Regions from separate parts of the Homo sapiens genome. Here region 2 is linked to region 1. A link is an interaction called in ENCODE POLR2A ChIA-PET data of the cell type or tissue named here. Cell type or tissue: endothelial cell of umbilical vein. All regions are shown on one strand. Links, peaks and the distances in the headings refer to the core of each region. The heading gives the core; the rest is flanking DNA.

Region 1 (5,390 bases), core at 184-5,183:
TAGAAATTTCATACTGCTACTCTTTAATCTACTCTGTTCAATAACTTGATGGCTGTTTTTGAACTCATGGAAAGCTCTTTCATGGAGATGACAGAATGCCTTTTCACAGTGGTTCTTATCTCCCTTTTAAAAAATTGAGCAAGAGAGCATGGCAAGATAACCTCTCAACATCCTACATTTAACAAGTGTATACTGGGAATTAAAAACCTACTCTTCCAATCCTGCCATGCCAAAAAAAAGACAACACAGTTCTTTCACTTTCTAAGTTTTTAATTTGTCTAGGTTGGTAATTCTCAAAGTATGGTACCTGTAGCAATAGCTTCAGTATCACCTGAGACTTTGTTACAAATACAAATTCTCAGACCCCATCCCAGATCTACTATATCAGAAAGTCTGAATATGAAGCCCAGCAACCTGTCTTACAAGCCCTCTAGGTGATTCTAATAAATACTAAGTCTGAGAACCACAGATTTAGGTTATTTTTTCTTCCATAAGCGCTAGTCCAAAAAGTAAAGAGAAAAAGGCCAGCTATTATAAGGAAGAAGACTTTGTCAAAGTACTTGCATTATGCAGGATATCTATACATTTATTTTAAAATTTAAGTGTGTCATGCATATGATTTTTAATGCTTTTTATGTTAAAAAACTGTACAAAAATGAATCAACAATTACCTCTTCTGATATGAATAATTTCAGTGGTATAAGAAGTATATCTTCATAGAAATGTGATCACTATATAAGACAGAACCTTAAAAGGCACCTCCTGTTTTTCACACAAATAGCCATTTCATATCCAGATTAGATAATAAAACTAAGCTGGGGGGAAAATGGTGTGTGGCTGTTTAGAGAAATCCCATACACAATTGTGAGAAAGTTTTTTGAAAAATAATATATGTGGATATGACTGTAGGTGCTTACATAAAGACTGCTAATTCTCACCGTAAATTCCCACTCAAATACCTTCACCCAATTTAGACACGAGAACAATTACACTTTACCTGTCTATCAGTGTGGAGGATCAGAAGGACAGGGTCACCCAGGTTTAGTTTTAACCAGTCTATAAAACAGATTTATATGGGATGTGTTCTATTTTTATGCTTAATAAAGAAGCAAAAAAATTAATTAAAAATAGCTTAATTTAGAGCAAAATATGGAGAAAGGGCTAGTTAACTTTCTTTACAAGACACAAAATTATATGAAATATGGTAAAAATGTATGTCCTATTAGCTTAAGGTTTACATATCTTTATTTATCAAATGATAATTTCTCTCCTTTTTTTCTTTCTTCTAGCAATTATCAATTCTTTTTTTTTTTTTTTTTTTTTGAGATGGAGTTTTCACTCTTGTCACCCAGGCTGGAGTGCAATGGCGCGATCTCAGCTCACTGCAACCTCCGCCTTGTGGATTAGGGTGATTCTCCTGCCTCAGCCTCCCCAGTAGCTGGGATTACAGGTCCCTGCCACCACGCCCAGCTAATTCTTGTATTTTTAGTAGAGACGGGGTTTCACCATGTTGGCCAGGCTGTTCTTGAATTTCTGACTTCAGGTGATCCACCTGCCTCGGCCTCCCAAAGTGCTGGGATTACAGGCGTGAGCTACCACGCCCAGCCATCCGTCATCAGTTCTTAAAAGGCAGCATTGTCACAAGCTTGTCCAGTCTGCCTTATTTTGTTGTTGTTTTTCTGTTTTGTTTTGTTTTAGGCTTTTAGCAGCCTGAAGCCATGGTTTTTAGTTTCTGTCTCTAGTGATAAGCAGAAAAGAGGGATGAGGAAGGGGCTTTACTGGCCGAACCAGCAACAGAAACTAAGAACCCATGACTGTACTCTCTCCCTTGGACACCCCCAGAAGGGAAGAATACTGGACTAGGGATCAAGAGTTTTAGCTCCATCTACCTACCTGAATGACCTTGGGAACATATTTTGGCATCATTTTCTCCATCCCTATAGCATTCTTTGTAGTGCTAACATTTTATAGTTCTATGAACAGCATTTGACTTACTCCAACACAGAAATGTTCAGAAGGGTTTCAAAATGGGAAAAAAAGACTTGAATGGGCAAGGTTTTTTAAAAAGTATGCATTTTGGACAAAAAAGATAGCAAAATTCCATGCTAATTTAAACATAACAACTAAGAGCAAGTGGTGAATACTGTCAGGTCAGGTCAATCATTTATACTTTTTCTCTAGTTCTTCATAAACACAGGCAACATTTTGACATAAAAAGCCAGTATTAGTCAATTAAATTGAACTATTCTCTCCAAGTCATACAGAAAATATAGTCCTCTAAAGCTACAGACATAGCATTGGTGCCTGATGCTAATGTATCTTCTTGAAAATATCTATTTTTAAATTATGTGTTTCAGGAAGACACACTGGGAAATACTTATTTCACAGCTTCTAAGATGCATGTTGTTTTCCTATTATGATATATCTGAAAATAGGAATGTGTCTTAACAATTGATGATGTCTTAAAACCACTGTTAGCCAAGCAGCAGTCATAGTTGTCATGGATTATCCATGTGTGAACATCAGAATACAAACACCAAGCTTGGAAAATGATAGTAGCTAAGATATAAATGATAAAGATATAAATGATAGTAGCTAAGAAGTAAATCTTGGAAACAATTGTGGGGCACTCTAACCCCTCAGAACCAAGACTGTTGGACACAAAAATAACTAACTTTACACATCAATAACTGCAAACCTGGTTTAAAAGCCCATATCACTGGCTTTTAGCTTTTATACTGATTCTATTAAGAAATGCAGCATCACAATGCTCTTGACAGCACACAAAACAATACTATATGAAAAATCATGGGCCTCGACAATGCTGAGTATGTCATTTGGATTAGTTTATATTTTCCTTTTTATGTAAGTACAAGTTGGATTTAAGGTTAAAATCATTTTCTAGCTAAATCTAAACATTCGATTCCAATAAGGGGGAAAACCTAGCATAAAAAAATTAGTGTTAAAAAATTCAGTCTATGTATATACTAAGCAGCCTAGTATCAAATAGTAGTATGTTTTATGATTCATAAAATACAATTAAATGTATTTTCAATTTGTGGAAAAATAAAACATTTTTATTTAATTCCACTGAAAAACCTCCTTTGTTGCATTACCTGTAAACCACAGCAGCCTACAGCATTCATTATGGAGGCATTGTGAATAACTCTATAAGGAATTCCCAGCTTTGTTGCTCTTAGAACAAGATCACTGTGTGTTGTGGCCCTGTAGTGAGAAAAGATTAGATTGGATTAAAGCAAACAACACTTTTAAGACAGTAAAGCTATATTTCCTGAGTTCATGTCAATTAAAGAGGCAGGAGCACTGCCTTTCTTCAAATTCTTCCACACACCTGCATAAGGCTTTCATCTGAGCTTTTTAGCAAGAAAATGCAAGACTAAACATGCCCTTCAAAATGCTGAGTTGCTACTGTAACACTCCTAAAGCAGCCTTGGCAGCTACTTAAGAAAGGGACCTTTACTTGCCCACTGTCCTGTAAATACGTGAAAAAGACATCTATGAAATATAAGCTCAGCAACTTAACTCTTGAGCAGCAATTCTTAAGCTCTTTGGTCTCAGAGCCCTTTTAAATTCTTAAAATTACTGCTCTAAAATTCTAAATTAGGGCATAACTAGAATCACTGCTCTATTTTGAAGACTTTGTCTTTGTATTTAAAATATAAGGCAGAATATACACGTATACCATGAAGATATTGCAAGTTTGGGTCAAGATAACCACAATAATGTGAATATCAAAATATAGCCAGCCACATTAATTTTTTTGGTTTCTTAGTGCATATAAAAGTTATGTTTATACTATACTGTAGTCTGTTAAGTGTGTAACAGCATTATGTCGAGAAAATGTGCATACCTTAGTTTAAAAACACTTTATTGCTACAAAATGCCAACAATCATCTGAGCCTTCAGTGAGTTTAATCTTTTTGCTAGTGGATGGTCTTGGCTCCATGTTGATGGCTGCTAACTGATCAGGGTGGTGGTTGCTAAAGATGGGGGTGGCTGTGGCAATTTCTTAAAATAAAACAATGAAATTTGCTGCATTGATTGACTTTTCCTTTCATGAAAGATTTCTCTGTAGCATGCAACATTGTGTGATACCATTTTACCCACAGTGGAACCTCTTTCAAAACTGGAGCCAATCTTCTCAAACCCTGCTAGTAATCTATCAACTAAGTTTATATGATATTCTAAATCCTTTGTTGTCATCTCAACAATGTTCACAGCATCTTCATCAAGAATAGATTTCATCTCATGAAACCACTTTCTTTGCCTGTCCATAAGAAGCAACTCTTCATCTGTTCAAGTTTTATCCTAAGATTGAAGTAATTCCTTCATATCTTCAGGCTCCACTTCTAATTCTAGTTCTCTTGGTATTTCTACCATATCTACAGTTACTTCCTGCAGTGAAGTCTTGAAGCCCTCAAAGTCATTCAGGAGGGTTGGAATCGACCCCTCCCAAACTCCCATTAATGTGGGTATTTTCACCTCTTCTCATGAATCATGAATATTTTAAATGACATCTAGAATGGTGAATCCTTTCCAGAAGGTTTTCAATTTACTTTGCCCAGACTCATCAGAGAAATCACTATCTAGGGCAGCTACAGCCTCACAAAATATATTTCTTAGATAGAAAGACTTGAAAGTCAAAATTACTCCTTGATCCATGGGCTGTAGAATAGGTGTTGGGTTAGCAGGCATAAAAACAATAGTAATCTTCTTGTACACTGCCTGAGCTCTTGGGTGACCAAGTGCATTGTCAATGGCAATAATGTTTTGAAAGAAATCTATGTTTTTGAGCAGCAGGTCTCAAGGGTGGGTTTAAAATATTCAGTGAACCATGCTGTAAACAGATGTGCTGTCATTCAGCTTTTCTTGTTCCACTTACAGCGCACAGGGAGAATAGATTTAGCATAATTCTTACAGGACCTAGGATTTTCATAAGGCTATATATATGAGCACTGGCTTCAATCTAGAGTCACCAGCTGCATTAGCCCTACCAAGAGTTAGCCAGTCCTTTTAAGTCCGGCATTCACTTCTCCTCTCTAGCAATTAAAGTCCTACAAGGCATCCTCTTCCAATAGAAGGCTGTTTCATCCACACTGAAAATCTACTGTGTAGTGATTCATCAGTTACCTTAGCTAGACCTTCTGGATAACTTGTTTCCACAGCTCATACATTTATGTTATAGAGACAACTTTTTTCCTTAAACCTCATGAACCAACCTCGGCTAGCTTGGAACAATTTTTCTGCAGCTTCCTCACCCCTGTCAGCCTTCATAGACTTGAAGAGAGTTCGAGCCTTGCCCTGGATTAGACTTTAGCTTAAGGGAATATTGTGGCAGGTTTGATCTTCTATACAGAACACTAAAACGT
Region 2 (5,390 bases), core at 308-5,307, 53 kb before region 1:
ATGAGAAAACTGATGCTCTGGAAGACTATGTGATTTGCTTAAAGCTATTTAATGGCAGAATCAGAACCCAAGTGTCATGGTTTCCATGAGTGTAATTTTCACGTCAGATATCTAAACATTGTTAATAGTTCCCTAGATTGAGATTGGAGAAGAAATTATTAAAATAACTAAACTTACGAGGTAGGTAGGAAAAAAACCTTTTTTCTAATTCTCAAACATAATTCAAGGAGAACAATTTTTGTGCCCATTTTCTGAGTACAGTTAGGAAAAGATAAAAATTTTAAGTTTAATATATGAAAACATTCTGTGATGGATTCTTTTTTTTTCCTGAGAAATGAGGATGGAGAGAGTAAAGAAAAATGATGGTTGAATTGTACCTAATTAATATGCCATCATTTTTTTCTTTGCCTTTTTTGTAAACACAGGAAGTCTTCAGCTATTTAATAGCAACACAGTAGGTAGAAACAGATCCCACTCTTTAGTTTAGATGAATGAATAACCAATATTCTTCACTGTCAAAATCCTTAAGTCCATTTGCAGTTGTTTTCTACTCATTTTTTTTCTCTTTCTCCAACCTGGCTTTTACTGTTCCTGAAATGTTACAGTGGATGGCCTCAAACAATATTTGCGTTGTTGTTGTTTTCTTTTTTTTTTGAGATGGAGTCTCGCTCTGTCACCCAGGCTGGAGTGCAGTGGCCCTATCTCGGCTCACTGCAAGCTCCACCTCCCGGGTTCACGCCATTCTCCTGCCTCAGCCTCCTGAGTAGCTGGGACCACAGGCGCCGGCCATCACGCCCAGCTAATTTTTTATATTTTTAGTGGAGACGGGATTTCACCGTGTTAGCCAGGATGGTCTCGATCCCCTGACCTCATGATCCACCCGCCTTGGCCTCCCAAAGTGCTGGGATTACAGGCGTGAGCCACCGCACCCGGCCAGTATTTGCATTGTTTAATCTAATGGCCTTTTTCTGTTTCTGTTTTTCTTCATTGAGGCATTTACTGTTGCTGGAAATGTTTCCCCTTTTTCCAGATGTTTTACTTACTGTGACTTTACTTTCTTTACTTTACTTTCTTTTCTTAACTGCTAATGATTCCATATATTATTTAAGATTTAGTATTGATCCCTAGCCTTAGATATACTTTTAAAATTTATGAATTAATTATGTTTAACAGATTCAGCTACAAATTCTGTTCCATAAACATTTATTTGCCAAACACCATCTGAGATGCTGGGTTTACAAACATAAATAAGATAATTCCTACCTTAAAGCAGCTTTCTGGTTAGAGGGAGGGGGAAACACAATCTGGTAATTATCACGCAATGTAGTAATAGTATAGGTAGCACAGATTTTTTTCATAGGAACACAGAGAAGACACTTCATACAGTGTAGAAGACAGTTTGGGATCAGGAAATATACCCTAAAAGAGGTGACACTTGAAATTTTAAAGAAGGAGTGTAAGACTATAGGGCAGCTTAGGGACATTCTAAGCAGAAGTTATAGTTTGAGCAAAACCATGAAAGTAATAAACAGCATAAGGTAAAGTACAAGTATGTTATATTTGGAGAGTTTAAAATATGAAGCAAGGATTAATAGGAGGTGAAGGTAGAGGGGCCAGATCCAAAAATATACTGTGTTAAAGAGCCAGCACTTAATTCCCTAGGCAGTGGGGAGCTTTTGACACATTTCTTAGTGGTAAAGGGATAGGGTCACATACCTATTTTATGTAGATTAGTCTAACGTCTCTATAAAATATGGTTGTATTAGTTATCTGTGGATACATAATGAAGTACCCAAAAACCTAGTAGCTAAAATAATACACATTATTATCTTATACGTTCTGTGGTTTAGGAACCTGGGCATAGCTAACTATGTTGCCTGGCTCAGGATCTCTCACAAGGCAGTAATCAAGGTAGCAGCCGGGGCTGCAGTTATTCCAAGGTTCATTTGGGGGAGAATCTACTTCTGAGCTCACTCAAGTGGTTACTGACAGGATTATGTTCCTTTTGGGCTGTTGAACTGAGGGTCTGTCTAGTATTTCTCAAGAAGTATCCTTCAATTTCTTGCCACATGTTCCTCACTATAGCACAGCTCACAACACAGCAGCTATGAGAGAGCAAGTGAAAGCAAACGAGGAGGGTATACAAGACAGAGGCCAGAGTCTTTTTACTTAATCTTGGCAGTGATGTCTCATCACTTTGTCATACTCTGTTCATTAGCAGCAAGTCACTAAGTCCTGAAACTTTACATAGGGCATGAATACTACATAGGGCAGGGTCATTGGGAGCCATCACTGAAGCTGCCTGTTACGTGGACTTGAGGAAATAAGACTAGAGCTGAAGGGACCACTTAGGAAGCTATTATAATAATCCACGTAAAAGATACGGATATTATTGTGGACATGCATAGTACAATGAAGGGGAAGGAACTGAGTCAAGAAATATTTAGGATATTAAATCACGAGAACTTGGTGATTTAAGGGAGAAAAAGGAATTAAGGGTGACATCTAATTTTTCTTGGTTCTTAAATCACTATTGACTAAATAATATTTTTACTTGAATGTGACTGAAACTCCTGTCCACATTTAGCTTTCTATCCTCATCACTGCCATCTTCTCCATATTTTTTAGTAATCTGTTTGTCCTTAACATTGCTCTCACTGTGTCTTTCATTAGATCCAGTTAGACACCAGTTATTTCTATTTGCTTAATTTTCCTATTTGTCTTTGTTCCTATGGTTACCCTCCTTGTCCAAATTCTTATCACTATGCACTTAAAGTATGAAAACAGTCTCCTCATTTCTTTCCTGTGCCCTGTGCCCTTCTTCAGGGCAGAGTCTGAAACATTTGATTATCTTTCTGTCATTCGTTTAACCAACAATTGGGCCCACTTTATGACCAGCACTTTGCTAGACCTTGAGAATATAATAGTGAGCCAGATAAGCATTGTCTCTATTCTTTTGGGTCTTTCTTGGTACCTCTCTTTCCTTTCCATCTGTCAAAATAACACCAGTCCTGAAAGTATACTTGCTTCTACTCTTCTTATGAGCTCTTCCTTGAAAGATGGATGTTCTTTTTATCTTCTTCACCTACAGCTATTATCTGAAGTTTTACTTTGAAAATTTTGAAATTCTGTAAGTTTAAAAGTGAGCACTGATTTAAGCTATTAAGTGTAGTGAAGCTATTTCTGACCTCCCCTCTCAATCTACTTCAAGCAGTAGAACAGTACATTACCAGTCTGAATCATTGGAATCACATGGAGAGCTTTTTGGACATTCCCTCAAAGATTCTGATTCAATATATCAGAAGTGAAAACAAAATAAAACTCTAAGGTGAATTGGATATGTGCTAGATTAGAAAGGCATTGCATTAGAGTCACCCTCACCATTCTACTATTAATTGTTTTGTGTGTTTTTTTTTTTTTTTTTTTTTTTTAGACGGAGAGTCTCGCTCTGTCACCCAGGCTAGAGTGCAGTGGTGCGATCTCGGCTCACTGCAAGCTCCGCCTCCCAGGTTCATGCCATTCTCCTGCCTCAGCCTCCCCAGTAGCTGGGACTACAGGCGCCCGCCACCATGCCCGGCTGATTTTTTTTTTTTTGTATTTTTAGTGGAGACGGGGTTTCACCGTGTTAGCCAGGATGGTCTCGATATCCTGACCTTGTGATCCACCCGCCTTGGCTTCCCAAAGTGCTGGGATTACAGGCATGAGCCACCGCGCCCGGCCTGTTTTGTGTACATTTAATCATCCAAATAGCCTAAAGCAGTAGTTTCAAATACTAATTGAGGACTAGTTACATCAACACATGCAGACTTTTGGGCACCATCCCTAGAGGAGCTGAGTTCATTTCACTGCATCTGTGGTTATCGCCAGGCTTCTATATTTTTTAAGTAATGAAATATGACTGATATTGGACAAATAGGCTGATGTATTCATTTTTTTGTATTTTCCTTATCAGTGCTACTATGATTACTTTGGAAGGTTCTGACCACGTGGAGTCATATTTTAACTAACAGTTGAAAATGTGCTGGGTTTAGATGATATGATATTATTTCAGTTTTATAGCTTTACTCTTTCATACATTAATACATTTTCTCTAGCTCTTTTATTTTTACTTCAGATAATTTACTGATCACGTGGAAAATCTAAAACAATGACTGGTTGATTGTTTTTTCTCATATTATTCCCGTAAGTCCTATTATATTCTACCGTAGGGAGGCATATTATTACTTTCTTGCTGGATGGGATTAGCAGAATGTGACTTTAATAAATTGTTGTCTTCCTTTTCCTTAGTGTTATTCCTCTTTTAAGAGAATCTGTTGGAATATTAATGCAGAGAACTCCTCCCCTATTAGAAAATAGTCTGCCTCAGTGCTATCAGAGGGTGAGTTTCAAATACTCCAAACCATTGGATTTTATGCTGTTTTCAATCTCTTGATTTTCAGCTTTCACAAATATGGGTAACATGTGTGTATAATTGACTGTTTCTTCCAAGATTGAATGCTGACCATGAAATGTCATTTATACAAACCAGAATAAAATTGTCGGAAAATATTGAACTTTACTAAAGAAAATGTGGTAGAAATTGTTCTGATCTAGAAATTGAGCAGTTTTTAAAAATATAGAATATCTATAGCAGAGATATTCATTCAACATAGAGTTTTTGAGCTCCCACTCTACCAGATACTCTTCTAAAGTACTGGGGAGGTGATGGTAAACAAGACAGACAGTGCCTCTGTTTCATGGGACTTACAGTCCAGTGGGGAAATACAGTAACTAAACAGTAAGTAGATAAATAAGAAAATATCAATGAGAATATAGTAGAAATAAAACAAAGTGATGTGATAGTCATGGATGGCTACCTTAGATTCACTAAGGAAGTTATATTCAAGGAAATTGAAACCTTGAAGACAAGAAAGAGCTAGCCATATGAAAATACTGGAGAAGAATGTTCCAGGCAAGGGAAATTGCTAATGTAAAAGTGCTATGGCTGGATTTAATTTGTGTTTGAAGAACAGAATAAAAAAGGCCATTGTGGCTGGAGCATATTAAATAAAGGGAAGAATGGCTTGAAAGCCTGGAGAGAATGGCAGGAGCAAGATCACTTAGGGTTTTGGGTCATAGATTTAGATTTAATTCTAACTCAGTGGGAAGCATTGGAAAGCTTTTAGGCAATAGAAGTGTCATAAATCCTATGTTTTTAAGAGATTATTGTGTTTTCTATGAAGAGAACATATTCTAGCGAGGATGAAAGCAAAGAAAACCAGTTATGAAGTTATTGTCCTCTAAATGAAAAACAATGGTGGTTTAGATTACAGTTGTAACGGTGAAGATAAATATTCTTCTTCACATTTGGGATATGTTTTTGGGAGTGGATTATATTAGCAGAGGGGAGA

What was found. Peaks named below come from ENCODE experiments on the same cell type or tissue, not always from the same donor. Only the 100,000 strongest peaks of a DNase experiment are listed, where the experiment ranks them.
Region 2: POLR2A ChIA-PET joins it to region 1 with 5 read pairs; 7 of 35 experiments call an interaction of 5 or more read pairs at or near these places.

What each region holds. Positions count from the first base shown.
Region 1 is chr1:101,010,594-101,015,983 of GRCh38, forward strand. DPH5 (diphthamide biosynthesis 5) reads right to left here. Exons shown (of 8, transcript NM_015958.3): 4 at 3,117-3,225. Among named protein-coding and RNA genes, the nearest start is that of DPH5, 12 kb to the right of the region's middle. In endothelial cell of umbilical vein, for the core only: no CTCF peak of the experiment used is centred there; no DNase peak of the experiment used is centred there.
Region 2 is chr1:100,957,541-100,962,930 of GRCh38, forward strand. It overlaps SLC30A7 (solute carrier family 30 member 7), which reads left to right. Exons shown (of 11, transcript NM_133496.5): 9 at 4,288-4,378. Among named protein-coding and RNA genes, the nearest start is that of SLC30A7, 64 kb to the left of the region's middle. In endothelial cell of umbilical vein, for the core only: no CTCF peak of the experiment used is centred there; a DNase peak (open chromatin) is centred at 2,301; H3K27ac peaks cover 1,724 bases.